Linked DNA regions of Homo sapiens: region 1 is linked to region 2. The links are chromatin loops, found by intact Hi-C in ENCODE. Cell type or tissue: heart right ventricle. All regions are shown on one strand. Each heading gives the region's core, and the rest is flanking DNA. Links, peaks and the distances in the headings are about the cores only.

Evidence for each region. Hi-C counts contacts between places; a loop is a spot of excess contacts. Peaks named below come from ENCODE experiments on the same cell type or tissue, not always from the same donor. Only the 100,000 strongest peaks of a DNase experiment are listed, where the experiment ranks them.
Region 1: a loop joins it to region 2, with 2.1 times the contacts of the local background. A loop is called at or near these places in 2 of 110 quality-filtered maps.

What each region holds. Positions count from the first base shown.
Region 1 is chr5:154,865,496-154,870,878 of GRCh38, reverse strand. CNOT8 (CCR4-NOT transcription complex subunit 8) reads right to left here. Exons shown (of 7, transcript NM_001301073.2): 4 at 57-218. Among named protein-coding and RNA genes, the nearest start is that of CNOT8, 9.6 kb to the right of the region's middle. In heart right ventricle, for the core only: a CTCF peak has its summit at 2,012 (motif pointing right); a DNase peak (open chromatin) is centred at 1,968; H3K27ac peaks cover 446 bases.
Region 2 is chr5:154,912,120-154,917,502 of GRCh38, reverse strand. It overlaps GEMIN5 (gem nuclear organelle associated protein 5), which reads left to right. Exons shown (of 28, transcript NM_015465.5): 13 at 324-505; 14 at 4,465-4,604. Among named protein-coding and RNA genes, the nearest start is that of GEMIN5, 23 kb to the left of the region's middle. In heart right ventricle, for the core only: no CTCF peak of the experiment used is centred there; no DNase peak of the experiment used is centred there.

The DNA.
Region 1 (5,383 bases), core at 65-5,064, 46 kb after region 2:
TCCCTGCTTCAGTGTAGCCCAAAGTGAGAGAGAAATACACATTCCCTAGGACTGACCTATGAAATGAAAGCCATTTGACATTGTCACAGAGAACCACTCCTGATGTCATAAGCAGCTCTGCAAAGTGCAGTGTGTCAATCCCTTCCTCTTCATGCTTCTGAAACTGTAGTCCTGAGTTAGCAAGGAGATCTATGGAATCCTGGGAGTACATGTCCTCTCTAAAAAACAAGGTGTTTATTTATTAACTGGTGAATAATGAAACAGAAGTAGTGGCCACACTATTACCACCACCTTATAATTATAGTACAAGTATTTTTGAAATGCTTTTCCTAACTTAATAGATCAATTCACTCTTTCCAACATTCAAACAAGCATGCAAAGTAGATCATATTTCTGTGACAGATAGAAAAATGAGATTTTCCTCCATAAACTAAATTTCCTAATTATAATAGGTATACATTTGCTCATTATTTAAAAAAAAAAAAAAACCAATAACACCAGGCACAGTGGTGCACGCCTGTAATCCCAGCACTCTGGAAGGCCAAGGCAGGAAGATCACTTCAGACCAGGAGTTCCAGACCAGCCTGGGTGACAGAGTGAGACTCCGTCTCAAAAAAAACAAAACAAACAAAAAAAAAACAACACACACACACACACACAAACAAAGATTAGCCAGGCATGGTGGTATGCACCTGTAGTTCTAACTACTCCGGAGGCTGAGGTGAGAGGATTGTTTGAGGCCAAGAACTGGAGGGGACTCACACCACTGCACTCTAGTCTAGGTGACAGAGCAAGATCCTGTCTCAAAAATAAAATAAGTAGGCCGGGCATGGTGGCTCACACCTGTAATACCAGCACTTTGGGAGGCTGAGACAGGCAGATCACTTGAGGCCCAGAGTTCAAACCAGCCTGGCCAACATGGTGAAACCCTGTCTCTACCAAAAATACAAAAATTAGGCCAGGCGTGGTGGCTCATGCCTGTAATCCCAGAAATTTGGGAGGCCAAGGTGGGCGGATCACGAGGTCAAGAGATCAAGACCATCCTGGCCAACGTGGTGAAACCCTCTCTCTACTAAAAACACAAAAATTAGCTGGGCGTGGTGGCGCACGCCTGTAATCCCAGCTACTTGGGAGCCTGAGGCAGCAGACTCACTTGAATCTGGGAGGCAGAGGTTGTAGTGAGCCAAGCTCGCGCCACTGCGCTCCAGCCTGATGACAGAGCGAGACTCCCTCTCAAAAAAAAAAAAAAAAACACAAAAAAACAAAAATTAGCCGGACGTGGTGGCATGCCCCTGAATCCCAGCTACTCAGGAAGTTGAGGCATGAGAATCACTTGAACCCAGGAGGCAAAGGCTGCAGTGAGCCAAGATGGCGCCACTGTACTCCAGCCTAGGAGACAGAACAAGACTCTGTCTCAAAAAAATAAATAAACTTAAAAAAAAAAAAAAAAAAACCAACAAGGCCGGGTGGGGTGGCTCACGCCTGTAATCCCAGCACTTTGGGAGGCTGAGGTGGGTGGATCACCTGAGGTCGGGAGTTCGAGACCAGCCTGACCAACATGGAGAAACCCCATCTCTACTAAAAATACAAAATTAGCAGGGCGTGGTGGCACATGCCTGTAATCCCAGCTACTCAGGATGCTGAGGTTGGAGAATCGCTTGAACCTGGGAGGCAGAGGTTGCAGTGAGCTGAGAAAGCGCCATCACACTCCAGCCTGGGCAACAGGAGCGAAACTCTATCTCAAAAAAAAAAAATAAACCAACAAAAAAATATTGAGGCACAGATGGTGGGCAGCCAGCTAAGATGACCTGACGCGCCTTCCAGCTGATTCAGGCTGCTTGCCTCAGACTCAGACACCGCCACCATGGCCAGTGAGTCTCAGGGGATCCAGCAGCTGCTGCAGGCTGAGAAATGTGCCACTGAGAAGGTATCCAAGGCCCATGAGCAAAAGACCCAGAGGCTGAAGTAGATCAAAGGAGCAGCTAAGGATGAAACTTAACAGTACCACCTGCAGAGGGAGGAAGTGGTCCAGGCCAAGGAAGCCACAGCCCTGGAATCCCAGTAGCTGCAGCACTCAAGTGGCGTAGGAAGCCCAGAAGAGGACCAGCCTCCAGACCTACTTCTGGCAGAACAAGGCTTGGATAGCCTCTTGGCCACCGTCTGTGACACTGAGCAGAAATCCATGAAAACTACAGCATAAATGGAAAGGAGTGGGAGAAAGAAGTGCCTGTTCCATGAACTGGCGTTTTAGATGCCCTCAGGGAACATAAAGCTTTGGCAAAGCTCAAGTTATATTCTTATGAAGTAAATAGGTCGGGTGCGGTGGCTCACAACTGTATGTAATCCCAGCACTTTGGGAGACCAGAGTGGGTGGATCACGAGGGTCAGGAGTTAAAGACAAGCCTGGCCAAGATGGTGAAACCCCGTCTTTACTAAAAATACAAAAGTTAGCCAGGCATGGTGGGCACCTGTAATCCCAGCTACTTAGGAGGCTGAGGCAGAGAATTGCTTGAACCTGGGAGGTGGAGGTTGCAGTGAGCCGAGATTGCACCACTGCACTCCTGCCTGGGTGACAAAGCAAGACATTACCTCAAAAAAAAAAAAAAAAAAGAAAAGAAAAGAAAAAGAAAAGGCAGTAAATAGGTGGGGCATGGTGGCTCATGCCTGTAATCCCAGCACTCTGGGAGGCCAAGGCGGGCGGATCACAAGGTCAGGAGTTCGAGACCAGCCTGGCCAACATGGTGAAACCCCGTCTCTACTAGAAAAATACAAAAATTATCCAGGCATGGTGGTGGGCGCCTGTAATCCCAGCTACTCGGGAGGCTGAGGCAGGAGAACTGCTTAAACCCGGGAGGCAGACGTTGCAGTGAGCTGAGATTGTGCCACTGCACTCCAGCCTGGGTGACAGAGCAAGACTCTGTTTCAAAAAAAAAGAAAAGGAAAGGAAGTAAATGATTTCTGTATATTACATAGCAGGTCCCTTCACTTCTTGGAGAGTAGCAAATCTAGCTTCTTTGTACAGACTTACAACTTAACTAAAGCTTTTATATTTTAAAAAAGACATTAAAAATTTTTTTTCTCTTTACCTCGTATTTCCTAGAAATGTAATGGGTATGTGTTGTCTGTTCTCCTATGTCTTTTAGCTCAAGCAACACATGTATTATTGTTGACTTTTTCTTTCTTATATCTAGTGAAAGGAAAAAAGTTCTTTGAAGAAAGAAAGAAATTAAGTTTTCTTTTTCCCTAATGCTTCCATGAAGGTCAGGGGCTTTATCTATGAAAAAGTAGCAAATAGTTATTTGTAACCCACGTGAAGCAACAGCCAGCCTTAAAGTAGTCTATTCCTGCTAATGGTTCAAACAATGAATACTAGTGTAATTGTTTGAGCTACTTGTAGTTTCTCTTAATCAAAATTACTAGATGACAGAATTAAATAACTTGTAACATGTTATTACTTGGTATACAGATGATTATCTAAAAGACTCTGTCATGAAAAAAACTGAAAAAATTAATGGTCGTATAATGCTACCCCACAGATCCAATACCTTTGTTTACAGATCTTTCCAGACTATTTTCTCTATCTACACATACACACCTACATCCCTTACATCTCTACATCACAGACCATCTTTACAAATCAATACTCATCCATTGTAACACTGTCATAATATTCCACTCTAAAGATATATCCATTAATTCAACCACAGGAATTATTTATAATACCATGTAATACAAAAGTAAGGAAATAAGCTAAACGACTCCTGTTCCACTAGACTTTCACTTGCTTTTCATATAAACTTGGGTTAGACAATAAGAAAACCACTGCAATCTTGATTTTTTTCCACTAAATTAAAACCAATGATGAATCACAAGTTTCTTTTCCACTTAAATAAACATTTTTTTTTTGTTTTGCTTATTATAACTAGGCTTCAATCCCAAGTAAACATTATTTTTTTTCTTTTTCTTGAGGCAGAGTCTCATTCTGTCACCTAGGCTGGAGTGCAGTGGCACAATCTCGACTCACTGCAGCCTCCACCTCACAGGTTCAAGTGATCCTCCCACCTCAGCCTCCTGAGTAGCTGGGATTACAGGCACCTGCCAGCATACCCAGCTAATTTTTTTATTTTTAGTAGAGATGGGGTTTCACCACATTGGCCAGGCTGGTCTTGAACTCCTGGCCTCAAGTGATCCAGTGATCCACCCACCTCGGCCTCCCAGAGTGCTGGAGTTACAGGCGTGAGCCACCACGCCCGGCTGCAAGTAAACATTATTTTAAACCCAAACATACCCAAACCACTCAGTGAAATAACTCATTTTTCTTCCTTGTATTATATTATTTTTATGGTACAAACTACAGGCTTTGACAATAAACTAAAAAATGCAGTTAAAGGAAAGATCCAGATGATCTCCCAAAATTACTTGAACCTCAAGGAAATTTCCAAAACATACGAACAACAATAAAAAAAATTACTCCTTCCAGGAACAATGGCTCCACCTGTAATCCCAACACTCTGGGAGGCCAAAGCGGGCTGATCACTTTCTACAAAAAATCAGCTGGGCATGGTGGCGTGCACCTGTAGTCCCAGCTACTTAGGGGGCTGACGTGGGAGGATCAGATAAGCCTGGGAGATTGAGGCTGCAGTAAGCCATGTTAGCACCACTGCACTCTAGCCTGGGTGACAAAGCGAGACCCTGTATTGACAGGAAAAAAAGATTACTCCTAAATCATGAAACACTCCCGATGCCCAGTTAAACAAAGCAGGATACAATAGGAAGTACACTAACATCATTTTATGCAATCAGCAAAATGACAGTCTCCCCGAAATTTTCTTTGAAAATTCCTGGGCATACATCCAAAAGAACTGAAGGCAAGACCTTGAAGAAATATTTGCACACCCATGTTCATAGCAGCAATATTCACAACAGTCAAGAGGTAGAAAAAACCCACGTGTCTATCAACAGATGAATAAACAAAATGCGGTATATACATACCATGGAATTTTCCACTGCCTAGGAGTGGAATTGCTAGGTCATATGGCAACTCTATGTTTAACCTTTTCAGGAACTGCAAAACTATTTTCCAGAATTTCCCCCAAAATTCTATATTCCCAGCAGCAATGTATGAGGGTTCCAATTTTCTCCACACCCTCAACAACACTTATTATGTCTTTTTGACTATAGCCATTCTAGTGGGTGTGAAGTGGTATCCCAATGTGGGTTTAATTTGCATTTCCCTCATGACTAATGATGTTGAGCATCTTTTCATGTGCTTACTGGCCATCTGTACATTATCTTTCAAGAAAAGTCTATCTTTTGCACATTTTTAGTTGGGTTGTTTATCTTTTCATTGTTGAGCTGCTGCAGTTCTTTAAGCAGGACTTCA
Region 2 (5,383 bases), core at 329-5,328:
AACACAATTTTATCAAGCATTGTTAGAATGCTAGGAGATTGTTACACTGAGGTAGTGTGGAAAGTTAAAATTTCTAAAAATTAATTTTTTTAAGAAAAGAATTGTTAGGATATTGCTAGAATTTTTAAAAGCTAAATATACTTTTTGGAGAATAACTTTTTATACTTGATTTTTTATGAGAGAATGACCTTTGCAGTGATAGAAAGGGTTATCCTTTTCCACCTCATCTTTCCTTGACTGACGGAATGAGGGAGCTACTATTTGCATTGTAACTTGTAATTTGATCATCCATCTTTCTTGTTTTGATGTGTTTCTTATTCCAGATCAATAGAAATATTTCAGATTCCCAACCTGAAACTGATCTGTACTATCCAACAGCATCACAAGCTTGTGAATACCATTAGCTGGCATCATGAGCATGGCAGCCAGCCAGAATTGAGCTATCTGATGGCCTCTGGCTCCAACAATGCAGTCATTTACGTGCACAACCTGAAGACTGTCATAGGTAACTTTGGTTTCTTTCATACTGGGGATGATATCGTTTGTTCAGCTACTTTCCATTCTAATCTTTGTTACTTTTTACTTTATTTTTGACATTATAATAAAATAAGTATTATTCTTACTACTTTTTCTGTTTCAAAAGTGATAGATTCATCTTATTTTAAAATTCTTTCAAACATGACAAAAATGGTAACAGAAAATGAAGTTGGCCAGGCACAGTTGCTCACACCTGTAATCCTGGCACTTTAGGAGGCCACAACGAGAAGATTATTTGTGGCCAGGATTTTGAGACCAGCCTGTTAAATAGTGAGGCTCCGTCTCTACAAAAAATTGAAAATAAAAAACAAATTTGCCGGGTTAGAGGTGCATGCCTTTAGTCCCAGCTACTTGGGAGGCTGAGCTGAGAGGATCATCTGATTCTAGGAGTTTGAGGCTGCAGTGAGCTATATTTGCACCACTGCACCCTAGCCTGGGTTACAGAGCACACCCTATCTCAAAAAAGAAAGAAAAAAAAATGAAGTTTTCCCCTAAAATTTCATCATTCAATAACCAGTGTTATTGGCTTGCTATATATTTTCTCTAGATTTTATAAAGTCATAGCCTACATATGTATACATGTTAGTATATATTAATAGGTTTGCACTTCTGTGTACTTGTGTGAAAGAATAATCTTCTGTTCCTAGCTAAAAATAAATTGCTATATATAATATATAGTGCTTGCAGTTTTTTTCTCTAAATTTACAATATTTATCATGGACATCTTTTTATGTCAGTACACAAGGATCTATCTTGCTGTTATTAACAAATATCTGTCAGCCAGGCGCAGTGGCTCATACCTGTAATCCTAGCACTTTGGGAGGCCATAGTGGAAGGATAGCTTGAGACCAGGAGTTTGAAACCAGCCTGGGCAATGTAGGGAGACCCCACCTATACAAAAAATAAAAATTAAAAAAAAAACAGTTACCTGTTCATTCCATTATATGGGCTTACCATAATGTATCCATTCCACAATTAAATGACATTCAAATTATTTATTTTTTTTTACAATTTAAGTAGTATTACAATAAACTGCCTTATACATAGATCTTCGTGAACATGAATGAATAATTTTTGTATAGAAAATTCTAGAAGTGGAATTGCTAGGTAAAAAGATGTAGTTTTTTATACTTACTGCTAAGCGGCTCTCCAAAAACATTATGCCATTTAATACTTCCGCCAGCAGTTTTTGAGTGTTACACACAAACAGAGGACACATACCTCATTCCCGTGTTTGATTGCATCTGATTCTCACAATCCTGTGAGGGTGATAGGTAACGTTATCCTCATTTTCCCAATGATTACACTGAGGCCCAGAAAGGTTAGCTAACTTATTCAAGCAAGTAGCATCGCTAATACATGATAGGGCCTAGATTCAACCTTAGAGTGTCTAATTGCAGTGTCTGTATGTGTTCTAGCAAGTACTATTCCATGCTTAATGAGTTAACTTTCATATGGGTATAATTTATTCCATAAGAAATCTTAAATTTCACTGAGGCCCCTTCGGCACCTGGAAAACCATAGTAGGTGGTCAGAAGAGCCAGTTTTAAATATGAGTGAAGTGGGATTACTTTTTTTCCTAATATGAAGAAATTATAATCTGACACTAAATTGTTTTCAGAGTGCTATAAAACATGTGCTCTCAGCCATAGTGAAAATAGTTACATTTTTCATTTCTCTAGAATTTACTTCAGTAGTTTTCTAAGAATCCTATGTGTAACAAGAAAAAATATTTTTGGTTCTAGTAGTGACTCCTGAGTTAAAAGCAATATGGAAAAAGTATTAAAATGTAGATGTGTTTTCCTAGTAATAAATAGTAGACAGTGTATAACTAATGAACATAAGTTAGAAAGCTGATTCTGGTCCTTATGATTATTATTGGGATTCTAAATTAATCATCCACTTTATATCATATCTACTAAATAATAGAGAAAGGAAGAAAACTGCCAGAATCCATTTTAATTTTTACCTTCTTATTTTGAAATATTTGAGACACAGAGGAAAGTTATAAGAATTGTACAAAGAAATCGCATATACTTTTTCCTATTAATAGATTCAACAATTTTTAATGTGTTGTCATATTGGCTTTATTCTGTGTGCGTGTATGTATGTAGTTTTTCCTACCAATTATCAGTTTGTTAGTTTAACTTAATATATAATAGTTTAATCTTTCCCTTAAAATATACACAACTATTATTTGTCAATTTAAACAAATAGTTTAGGCTACGTGTGGTGGCTCATGCCTATAATCCCAACACTTGAGGAGACCATGGCAGGAAGATCACTTGATTAGCTGGACATGATGGGTACCTATAGGCCCAGTTACTCACAGGCTGAGGTGGGAGGATCCCTTGAGCCCAGGAGTTGGAGGCTACAGTTAGCTATATGACTGTCACTGTACTCCACCCTTGGCCACAGGGTAAGACCTAGTCTCTTTAAAAAAAAAAAAAAAAAAAGTAAAATAGTGTAATCAGCCACCCATATTCTAGTTGTGTCAGTTGATCCAATGATGTTCTTAATAGTGATTTTTTTTTTCTCCAGTGCAGATTCCAATGCAGGATCACCTATTTGCATTTTGTTGTCATGTCTCTTTAGTCTCCTTTCATCTATAATAATTTCTCAGTCTTTTAAAAATTATTTATTTAGGCCGGGCGTGGTGGCTCACGCCTATAATCCCGGCACTTTGGGAGGCCAAGGTGGGCGGATCGCCTGAGGTCCGGAGTTCGAAACCAGCCTGGCCAACATGGTGAAACCCTGTCTCTACTAAAAATACAAAAATTAGCTGGGCTTGGTGGTGCATGCCTATAATCCCAGCTACTCAGGAGGCTGAGGCAGGAGAATGGTTTGAACCTGGGAGGCAGAGGTTGCATTGAGCCGAGATCGTGCCATTGCACTCCAGCCTGGGAGATGAGTGAAACTCCATCTCAAAAAAAAAAAAATTATGTGTGTATTTATTTATTTTTTAGAAACTGGGTCTCACTGTATTGTTCAGGGTGGAGTGTAGTGGTGCAGTTATAGCTCATGACAGTCTCCAATTCCTGGACTCAAGCCGTCCTCCCACCTCAGTCTCCTGAGTAGTTGGGACTACAGGCACATACCACCATGCCCAGCTAGGTTGGTTTTTGTTTTTTGTGTTTTCCTTTTTTTTTGAGACAGGGTCTCACTCTGTCACCCAGGCTGTAGTACAGTGGCACGATCTCAGCTCACTACAACCTCTGCCTCCCAGGCTCAAGCAGTCCACCCATCTCAGCCTCCTATGTAGCTGGGACTATAGGTGTGCACCAACACACCCGGTTAATTTTTGTATTTTTTTTTTAGAGTCAGGGTTTCCACAGGCCGGTCTTGAACTCCTGAACTCAAGCAATTTGCCCACCTTGGCCTCCCAAAGTGCTGGGATTATAGGCGTGAGCCGACACGCCTGGCCAAGCCAGACTTTTTAAAATCTTATGTGACACTTTTGAGGAAGATAGGGCACTCGTTTTGTAGATGCTTTCTCATTTTGCATTTGTCTGGTATTTTCTCATGACTATATTCAAATTATACATTTTAGCTAGAATATCCTATAAGTTATAATGAGACCTAACACTTCTTGTGGTAATCTATATGCTAAGCACTGTGGATGTGTCCACACTCTTAATAACTAACAATGTTGCCTGCTAAAAATCACCTAGACTTGGGAGGCTGAGGCAGGAGAATCGCTTGAACCCAGGAGGCGGAGGTTGCAGTGAGCCGAGATTGCGCCATTGCATTGCGCCATTGCACTCCAGCCTGAGCAACAAGAGCGAAACTCCATCTCAAAAAAAAAATAACCTAGAAAGTGTATGGCAAAATCTTGATTCTTGTCATGTGAATGCCTTCCTGGATGTACTTTGTTTTGTTTTTTGTTATTAGTAGTAGCAGCAGTGATGTCTTTCCTTTGCCTTTTAGAGAGCAGCCCTGAGTCTCCAGTGACCATTACAGAGCCCTACCGGACCCTCTCAGGGCATACGGCCAAGATTACCAGTGTGGCGTGGAGCCCACATCATGATGGAAGGCTGGTATCTGCTTCCTATGATGGTACAGCCCAGGTACTATTGTGTCCTTGTCCCTGTGGGTCCTTCACTGTGTACTCTAACAAATTCTTTCTTCTTTTCCCCCAGTTGTGAACAGGTTCCCCCTCCCCCATTATCATCATCTACTGAAGGAGATTTTCTGGGCTCTAGGAGGCATTTTAGTTTCATTCCACATAGGGCCTAGGCTAAGACTGGGTTTTTTTTTTTGTTACTTAGATGAAGGGGAAAGTATTGATAGGAGCTAGCTAACTCTAACATTTTTACAGATTTCATTCTGACTCACTATCAGTATGGTGGACTAATATGATATGCAAAGTACTCTCTTCTGTTCAGACACTGAAATGTTGGCTAAAAATCACAAAACAATTTTTTAATAATAAATTGGTAAGTCAGAAATCTCCAAGTTCTAAATAAATAAAGATGAAATGCCAAGCCAGATCTATGAGGGAGGACTTGTGGATATCAGAACTAGAGCTGGGGACTTAACATCTGTGATGTATCTCGCTTAGTGTTGAGTTGTAATTGAGATGTCTGCACAAAGCTGGGAGCCGCAAAGGGCTGCCTTCTGTGAAACTGAGTTCAGAATAATTCAAGAAATAGAAAGGAAATTGGCCAATTACTCAAGGAGTTGGAGACAAAAGATTCACCTATGAGAAATTAGAAGTCTAATTTCTGTGCTAGATGTGGGCTATTTTCTTCGTGATACCAGAATCTCAAGCCCAAAAGTTAACATACAGTATTGGTTCGAGACAGTGAAATCCATGGGACACCAGTAGAAGCTCATTCAAAATCAT